Linked DNA regions of Homo sapiens: region 2 is linked to region 1. Evidence: read pairs that join two places in POLR2A ChIA-PET (ENCODE). Cell type or tissue: Panc1. All regions are shown on one strand. Each heading gives the region's core, and the rest is flanking DNA. Links, peaks and the distances in the headings are about the cores only. Region 1 overlaps BCAS1 (brain enriched myelin associated protein 1). Region 2 overlaps CYP24A1 (cytochrome P450 family 24 subfamily A member 1).

The links. ChIA-PET counts read pairs that join two places held together with the same protein. Peaks named below come from ENCODE experiments on the same cell type or tissue, not always from the same donor. Only the 100,000 strongest peaks of a DNase experiment are listed, where the experiment ranks them.
Region 2: POLR2A ChIA-PET joins it to region 1 with 6 read pairs; 2 of 35 experiments call an interaction of 5 or more read pairs at or near these places.

Annotation. Positions count from the first base shown.
Region 1 is chr20:53,959,234-53,963,632 of GRCh38, forward strand. The region is part of intron 10 of BCAS1 (brain enriched myelin associated protein 1); the gene reads right to left. Among named protein-coding and RNA genes, the nearest start is that of BCAS1-AS1, 46 kb to the left of the region's middle. In Panc1, for the core only: no CTCF peak of the experiment used is centred there; no DNase peak of the experiment used is centred there; H3K27ac peaks cover 2,316 bases.
Region 2 is chr20:54,156,608-54,161,006 of GRCh38, forward strand. CYP24A1 (cytochrome P450 family 24 subfamily A member 1) reads right to left here. Exons shown (of 12, transcript NM_000782.5): 8 at 2,350-2,516; 9 at 1,479-1,557; 10 at 781-978; 11 at 562-682. The coding sequence ends at 572. Among named protein-coding and RNA genes, the nearest start is that of CYP24A1, 15 kb to the right of the region's middle. In Panc1, for the core only: no CTCF peak of the experiment used is centred there; no DNase peak of the experiment used is centred there.

The DNA.
Region 1 (4,399 bases), core at 155-4,154:
GTGTACACCACCATGTCCAGCTATTTTTTTTTTTTTTTGAGAGAGAGTCTCACTCTCTTGCCCAAGCTGGAGTGCAGTGGCATGATCTTGGCTCACTGCAGCTTCTGCCTCCCAGGTTCAAGAAATTCTCCTGCTTCAGCCTCCCAAGTAGTTGGGACTACAGGCGCCTGCCAACACGCCCTGCTAATTTTTGTATTTTTAGTAGAGACAGGGTTTCACCATGTTGGCCAGGCTGGTCTCAAACTCCTGACCTCAAATGATCCACCCGCCTCGGCCTCCCAAAGTGTTAGGATTACAGGCGTGAGCCACTGTGCTTGGCCCAGCTATTTTTTAAAAAATTTTTTTGCAGAGACAGAGTCTCACTATGTTGCCCAGGTTGGTCTCGAGCTCCTGGGCTCAAGTGATCCTCCAGCCTTGGCCTCCCAAAGCACTGGGATTACAGAAGGGTTGTGCTCTTTTTAATATACTGCTTAGTGTGAAAGAGGTGGTGTCTGGAAGTTCCGTGTACTGAGGAACATCATTGGTGCAGGTTTCACTAAGATTGACAAACAAAGATCAGACTGTCCTCTCCATAAAATTTAGATCTGTCTACATGGAAAGTGGGTTTTTCCTTCCTCCGTGCCTTGTGCATTGTTCTACAAAGGCCAGTCTTGCTTGAGAAGGTTTAGAAAAAGAAATGAACTGTTGGCTATTTCTTCCCTCCTCATAACCAGCTCTGTCAGCCTTCCCATCACACCCAAAGCTTTGGACACGTAAGGATTTCATTCAGCCTCCAAATTCGGGCTGTGTCGTAAGAGCCCTTCCTACTCAAGCCCATTCCCAAGTGGCCTTTACACTGTGGCTTTGGATCATATCTGTCAACCTTTGGGAATGTTGAGCAGCAAAAAACAAACAAATGCACAAAATGGCTTTTTAGGCAAAAACCGAATGGACATGAAGAGTCACGCATGAGCACTCCACCACCTTCTAGAGAATAAAGTTCTCTCACTTGCCCCCTAGGAGACAGGAATTCTAAACTTCCCGTTAGTTGTTTCAATTTGGCATTCATTAGGGACTCTGTCAATTTAAGGTTTCAATTTGCTTTCTTTCCCCCCATTTCTTTGAGAGCCCTTGGAGAAGAATTGGGATTGAATCAGAAGGCTGTGTTGACAGCAGCTGATCTCAGCTGACATCATGAATCATGAAAACAGACCTCCAGGCTGTCAGGGAGATTACTGCAACAAAGTTCAACTTCTTAAAAAAAAAAAAAAAAAAAAAAAAAAAGAGAGAGAGAGTATCTCAAACTTTTCAGTGATTTTTCTTTATTGCTTATTTTGAGGCATGTAAAGCTGTATGTATGCAAAGGTGACTGAAGTTTGGGTTTACACTTAGAATCTTATTAAATCCATCTGAAGTCACTTCTGTAGCAGCAGTTATTATTAATAACAACTGTTTCCTTCCTTCCTTCCTTCCTTCTTTCCTTCCTTCCTTCCTCTCGTCCTCTCTCTCTCCCTCACTTCCCTCCTTTTCTTCTACCCTTCTTTCTTTTTTCTTTGCAGAGACAAATCAGAATAATTCATGTTGAACTCTGTATTCAAAGGAACCATAAACATAGAAACTTATTTTTTCCAGCTGTCAAAAATAGCAAAGTTACTGTTTAAAGAGACTAAAATTCTTCCAGAGACTATTTAATACTTTGAAGAACAGTTTAAAGACTATGAAGTAATTTCAGAGATTTTCCAGTGTGATATTGAGCAACTTTCTTCATGGAGTTAATTTTTATTCATGACAGTCAAAGGTGAAGTATCTCAGGGCATTCAGCCTGCAGTGTTGAGATGGAATCTACTTGTGGCATTCACGCCTTGTATATTAATGAAATCATTTTTTATTTCTTTCATCTTGTCATGCATTCCTATAGCTTGATACTCTGAGGAATGTTTGAACCATCTCCAATGTATATCACTTAGCTATTCAAAAATCTAGCAAAAGTGTTTGGTGGTCAGTTCACATTTCTTTGAAGGGAATGTTAATGTATTTTGATGGCAATATAATTCAAACACAATTGACATTTAAAAGAAAAAGAATTGGGCTGAAAATTTAATATATGGTGACTATATCTGCAATATTGTTTATCAGACCAGTCTCATGAAAACAAATCCAAGAATGGGATCTACTGAAAATTTCTAGGATCAACAAAGGTAATGGATCTGAGCTTAGTATTTTACCACAATGCTCACTTGAAATGGAATTGGACTAGTCAGGCAAAATTCCCCAGCCAAGGTAAATTTTGTTTTAGTGACAAATATATTTAGAAAACCTATGTGCAAGCTTTAAGTAAGCCATATATTAATTTTCTTCTCCTTTCCCTTATTGTCATTTTAGGTAAGTGCAACAGCTCAATGCATCAAAATGGTACTTCCATAGAACACATTACTAAAGAAATCACAACAATGGAGCATGTGGTTGTTCTACCTTCGTATCCTTTCTGAGAATACCAGCTGCAGAAGCACAGGAAGCAGCAATTACACATGAGTCAAAGGGTGAGCTTTAGAACAACAAAATGACAACAAAACAACAAACTGAGTTGGAATTCTGGCTCTCCCGCTTACCAGCTCCCGGACCGTGGAAAAATCCCATAAATACTCACTAGTCTCTGTGTCCTTATGTCCATCATGGGGCAGAGAGAGCACTTGTTTCCTAGAGTTCTCTATTAATAAATGAGATACTGCGTGCAAAGTGCCTAGCAGACAATAAATAAACGGTAGCTCTCATTGTTGTTACTGCCGATAACTGAAAAGTGCTGAACGACTACAGAGACCCTCTTAGGGTAGAAAGGAATGCAAGTCATTGGTAGGGACAGGAATTGACCAAATTAATGCTTCCTTCAGAAATCTTTCCTTAAAGAGCAAATCAGTATTAACATTTTAATGCTCAGAGAAGAATTTCATATGGAAGACTTTCGGTTTTCTGTTTTGTAACTACCGTCACAGACCACCCTCTTTCCACCTCCAATAGTACATTTCAACAGATTTTGTTAGACTTACTAGATTGAATGTAATTAATTTAAAAAACCCTCTGATTTCATGGCTGCCTCCTCATTTGGACTTTTAATTTACCCATTATTAAAGCTCACAGTATTTCTCTAAGCCTGAGAACATTATTCCAACAAAGATTTTCTTACAAATCTAATGGTCCAAAGAAAGATATGAGGAGGAGTAAATGAAATAAGGTAGGTGAAAATAGTTTGGAGGAGGAAAGCATTTTCAAGTGTAAGGTGTTATTAATATTGACGAAGTATAAAACTGTATCTAGATCTACCACCTTTCTGGTTTCATTTGCCTACCTGCTTTGTGGACACATGAATGCAGTATTCTACCCACTCACTTTATAAAAATACACCAGCACTTCAAATATTCAATTTCTTGACATACAGCTGAATTAATATGTATAAGAATCTTTTCCTATTTAGGGCATGACAGATGTCTTAGATATTCCTCGCAATTGTTTAAAATCCTGCAGGAGCCCGCAGGATTTCTGTGAAGTGCTACATCTCTATGTGTTGAATGCACTGTTAGGACTTACATGATTCTGTTTTCCTTTCCCTAAAATATAGTTATTTTAAAAATGATACTTTTCCTATTTTTATTTATTTATTTAAGACGGAGTCTCGCTCTGTCGCCCAGGCTGGAGTGCAGTGGCGCGATCTCAGCTCACTGCAAGCTCTGCCTCCCGGATTCACGCCATTCTCCTGCCTCAGCCTCCTGAGTAGCTGGGACTACAGGCGCCCGCCACCATGCCCGGCTAGTTTTTTGTATTTTTAGTAGAGACAGGGTTTCACCGTGTTAGCCAGGATGGTCTCGATCTCCTGACCTCGTAATCCACCCGCCTCGGCCTCCCAAAGTGCTGGGATTACAGGCGTGAGCCACCGCGCCTGGCCTCTATTTTTATTTTTATGAGCAGTAAATTTCTAGAGAGAAAAAGATCTCTAGCTGGATGCAGTGGCTCATGCCTATAATCCCAGCACTTTGGGAGTCCGAGGCGGGTGGATCACCTGAGATCAGGAGTTTGAGACCAGCCTGGCCAATATGGTGAAACCCTGTCTCTTCTAAAAACACAAAATTAGCCAGGTGTGTTGGCATACGCTTGTAATCCCAGCTACTCGGGAGGCTGAGACAGGAGACTCACTTGAACTCGGGAGGCAGAGGTTGCAGCGGGCAGAGATTGTGCCATTGCACTCCAGCCTGGGGGACAAAGCGAGACTGTCTCAAAAAGAAAAAAAAAAGAAAAAGGAGGGAAATGCAAAGGATAGAAAGCAGAAAATCAATGATTTGGTGAATCAAAGCATAGGTTTTGCAGCTGAGTTCTCTCTTCCATTAAATCAATTATTTAAACAAATCGATATTTTGCTAACAATATCCAA
Region 2 (4,399 bases), core at 289-4,288, 200 kb after region 1:
AGCCTGGAAGAGCCTCATCAGACTTCTGACCTATAGAACTGTAAGATAATAGATGTGTGTCGTGTAACTCACTAAGTTTTAGTAATTTGCGGTGGCAGCAATAGAAAGCTAGGACATCAGCTCACTCATTAGTTTACAAATTGCCTGTGGCTGCTTTCATGTTCCAAGGTAGTATTAAGAGGATGTGACAAAGACTGTATGGTCCATAAAACCTAAAATATTTGCCAACTGGCCCTTTACGGAAAAAGTTTGCCAACCCTTACTATTCACATGCAAAAACCATGAACAGCTGCTAGCATTTACTGAACACTTAATTGATGCCAGGCTCAGGAATAACTACTTGGTATTCATATTAAATTTTTGTGATACACTCTCTTTGGGTCATCATTTTACAAATGAAAAAAAAAAAGGAAGTAGAGAGTTTAGGGAACTGCTCAAGGTCACCCAGCAAGTTAGAGGTGAGCTGGGATTCAAACCCCAGTCTGGCTGACTTCCCAGCATAGCTCATCCCTCGTCATTCTCACTACCTTGCAGAGGATAATGAACCGCCTAGATGCTCACCTGAGGCGTATTATCGCTGGCAAAACGCGATGGGGAGTTCCCGGCTGGGCACCAGGGTGCCTGAGTGTAGCATCTCAACAGGCTCATTGTCTGTGGCCTGGATGTCGTATTTGCGGACAATCTGTAATGCACACGCACACAAAAACAGAATTACCCCTCTCTTCTTCTGCCTTGTGAAACAGCACAGAACATAATTGCAGAAACCGGTAAAGGTTTTACCCAACAAAGAGCCAAATGCAGTTGAAGCTCTGCTAATCGGCGACCAATGCACATTCTTTTTCCAACGCCAAATGGAAGATGCGCAAAAGGATTAATTTTTTCCTTCTCCTGAAGCCAACGTTCAGGTCTAAACTGACTTGAATCTTCAAAATTGTCTTCACTGGATCCCAACACCTGGGTATTTAGCATGAGCACTGTCTAAACACATGCAGAGACACATAGTATTTAAAATAACCAGAAGAGACCTTTGAATGGCAAAATTGACACAAGTTGTCACCTTACAAATCAAAAGCCAAATCCACAAATTTATAATAATGATGGTTGCCAACATGCGCTGAGTGCTTAAAATGTGCCAGGTAATAAATAGGTAAAGGGCTTTAGAATTGTGCACCATACTCACAACCACCCTGCGCAGCAGATTCTGTTATTAAACCCCTTTTACAGACGAAGTTGAGGCTCACAGAGATTATGTAACTCACTCAAGACAACACAGATAAAAGATGAAACTGAATGCAGGTCTCTGTCTCCATAGCCGTGAATTCTAATTCTATACTATGCAACATGTCAACTATTCTCTACCATCTCTGCATTCCCAAAATGAATATTTTCCAGTACAAAGTCTAGGGAGATCTGGTGAATATTTGCAAAGTGTATCTTCCAAGGTTTTGTAAGGTATAGAATATACAAATTCTACTTACTCCTTTGGGTAAAGCATATTCACCCAGAACTGTTGCCTTGTCAAGAGTCCGAGTTGTAAATGGTACACTCGGCGTAAGCCTGAAAAGATAAAATCAAAGATGTAAAGGTGAGCACAGTCTAAGTTCTCTCTGAAGTGTCAATGGGAATGCAGATTGGATTAAATAAATGCTGCCCAAGTGCATACTCAAAGAGGCAGCATGATCACAGATCTTCCTAAAGAAGTTGTTTTTTTCTTCTCAATAATTGTATCTCTTGTTCCTCTCATCTTCTTGAGTTAGTTAAAACCCCAGTGCAAGGCTGTTTAGTAAACTGTTAACGTTGGTTTTCCCCCTTCATTCCAGACTAAAATGTGTATGTTTCCGTGCTAGCCCTTGAAGCGTGATGTTTGTTCTATGTTTCTCCAATCTACTCTTCACAAAGTTGACAGTATCCTTCTAATCCTAAAATGTTGTGAGTTTTGTTTTCCCAAAAGGATGTAAAAAGAATTTCCAAAAAATGTTTTATACCAGAGGCTCAAAAGCAAAGCTTTCTCTGTGTCCTATTATATAATAATATAGCTCTTTTGTGAGCCTCCATCTCATAACCTTCAATCATGCCCCTATCTTAATTAGTGCTTACAGCGTTCATTAGAGTAGCAAGATTATTGAATTAAAGGGGAGGGCACTGGCTTTCCAAGATTTAATAGAATTTGCCCAAATGATTTAGGAAATGAGTGCCAGAAAAGAAATATGGCTCCAAAGATTTTTTTGCAGTGTGATAATTGTTTCTAATTAGCTAGGGGAAGCCGCCCATGAGTAGGGGACCACTTGTTTTGTGTTTACGAGAACAGTGTTCTAACACATTTATATTGGCTCAGAGATAGGCTCTTACCTCATAGATTCTTTCAGACAGGCTTTTAAATACGGCATATTCCTCAAATCTTCTGCCCGTGGCACCTGATTCTCAGGTAATACACTTTGAATTTCCTTAAGAAGCTTTTGTTGCACTTGGGGATTACGGGATAAATTGTAGAGAATCCACATTAGACTGTTTGCTGTCTGCAAGCCAAATGGACATAAACTTGAGTTTTTGTAAATAACTGCATTAAACCACTATTAGCTGAAAAAAAGGTGATGCCCACCACCTTATTCTGCAAATGTATCAGTGAAGCTCTTTCACGCGTCCTTATAGCTACGCCTTTAGACAAATCCAATATATAAAAAAGCAGACTTATTTCATAAAACATATCAATTAAGGATATATTTTAAATTATTTACTGAGGGAATCAAAGTATAATCCTTTAATCAGCTGCTTTAGAACATTTAAATACAGTTTTTTTTTTTTTTTGAGATGGAGTCTCACTCTGTCACCCAGACTGGAGTGCAGTGGCACTATCTCGGCTCACTGCAACCTCCACCTCCTGGGTTCAAGCGATTCTCCTGCCTCAGCCTCCTGAGTAGCTGGGACTACAGGCATCCACCACCATGCCTGGCTAATTTTTGTATTTTTAGTAGAGATGGGGTTTCACCATGTTGGCTAGGCTGGTCTTAGACTCTTGACCTCAGGTGATCTGCCTGCCTCCAAAAGTGCTGGGATTACAGGCATGAGCCAACTGTGCCTGACCTAAAATACAGTTTGACGCAATAATTGTTCGAACACAAATGAGTACATGTAAAATTGGTGAAATGAGAATATTAGTGGGTTAAATCAATGCCAATTTTCAGATTGTGACAACGTTTTCTCGTTAGACAGGACATTACTATTAGTGGAAAACTGGGTAACGGATGCAAGGGATCCCTTTCTATTTTTTCTTAGAACTGAATGTGAATCTACAATGATCTCAAAATAAACATTTAATTAAAAGTTGCTTGATATAAAAAACATTCATATAAAAATGGAGTAAACAGAGAGGGATGGTGATCCTCAGGGTGTTGCTAATGAGAGGCTTTAAGAGAATGTTATAGTGGAAATGGACAATAAATGGCATTTCTGAAATTTAAAAGTTCCTTTGGCCACACCCTAAAAAGTCACCACAAAAATAAACAGGCACTACCTACACTGAGGGTTACAACCACATGTAAACAGCCCTCATACGAGGGTGCCAACACCAAAAATAAGAAATTCAAACATTGAGCTGAGTACTCCAGCTACAGTTTCTGACAAAGGCCCACACCCTTTTAAGTGGCATCTTTTATTTCCTCTGCACAGGCAATGACTAGAGAAAAAATATTGGTGGAAACAGCCAATGTAGCTTTAAGCTACATAATATTCACCACTAGTAGTCATATGTATTTATTTTTTAGGCCGTACTTTGCTAATTTAAGCCAAATATTTCCTGAAAATGATCATTGTGTCCACCTCCGCAGACATGAAGACGCTGTTGCTAAGTGCCATGTGCCACTCACACAAATGAGCACCAAGTGCAAGACCATTCAGAGATGATGGTTATTTTATTATTTTTGGAAGAAGATGCCTCCAAGGCAGTCTTCTTCATGTCAGAGGACTGGCAGCCTCGGCTGCAAATAAACTGTAGATGCCATTATTATAAGAGTCTAATTTACAAAACAGGAAGAGGGTGTAGCCATCAAATTAGATACACTTTCAAATGGTTCTGATTTTCCAAATGTGACTTTCAGAATAGCCAGGACCAAAAAAGAAACAGATTTAACCATATCAGTGAGTCCCTCACCGCAAGTACCAAATAGAGTTTCCAAAGGGCAGATGACTGTAGCTTTTACCAAAGCCACGTAAGGCAGTCTGAGCCTGTAGGGAAAACTGCAGGGGCTAAGCTGCAGCAGCTGATTTGAGGGGAAGTGGCCTGGAAAACCTCAGGGGCACAAACTATCCTTGATTGACCTCCATGGAACAGACCAAGCTCATTGACTGGCCTGCTGTACCCACTCTCTTGGCTAAGTCTATTCTCCATCCACCAGCCAGAGCC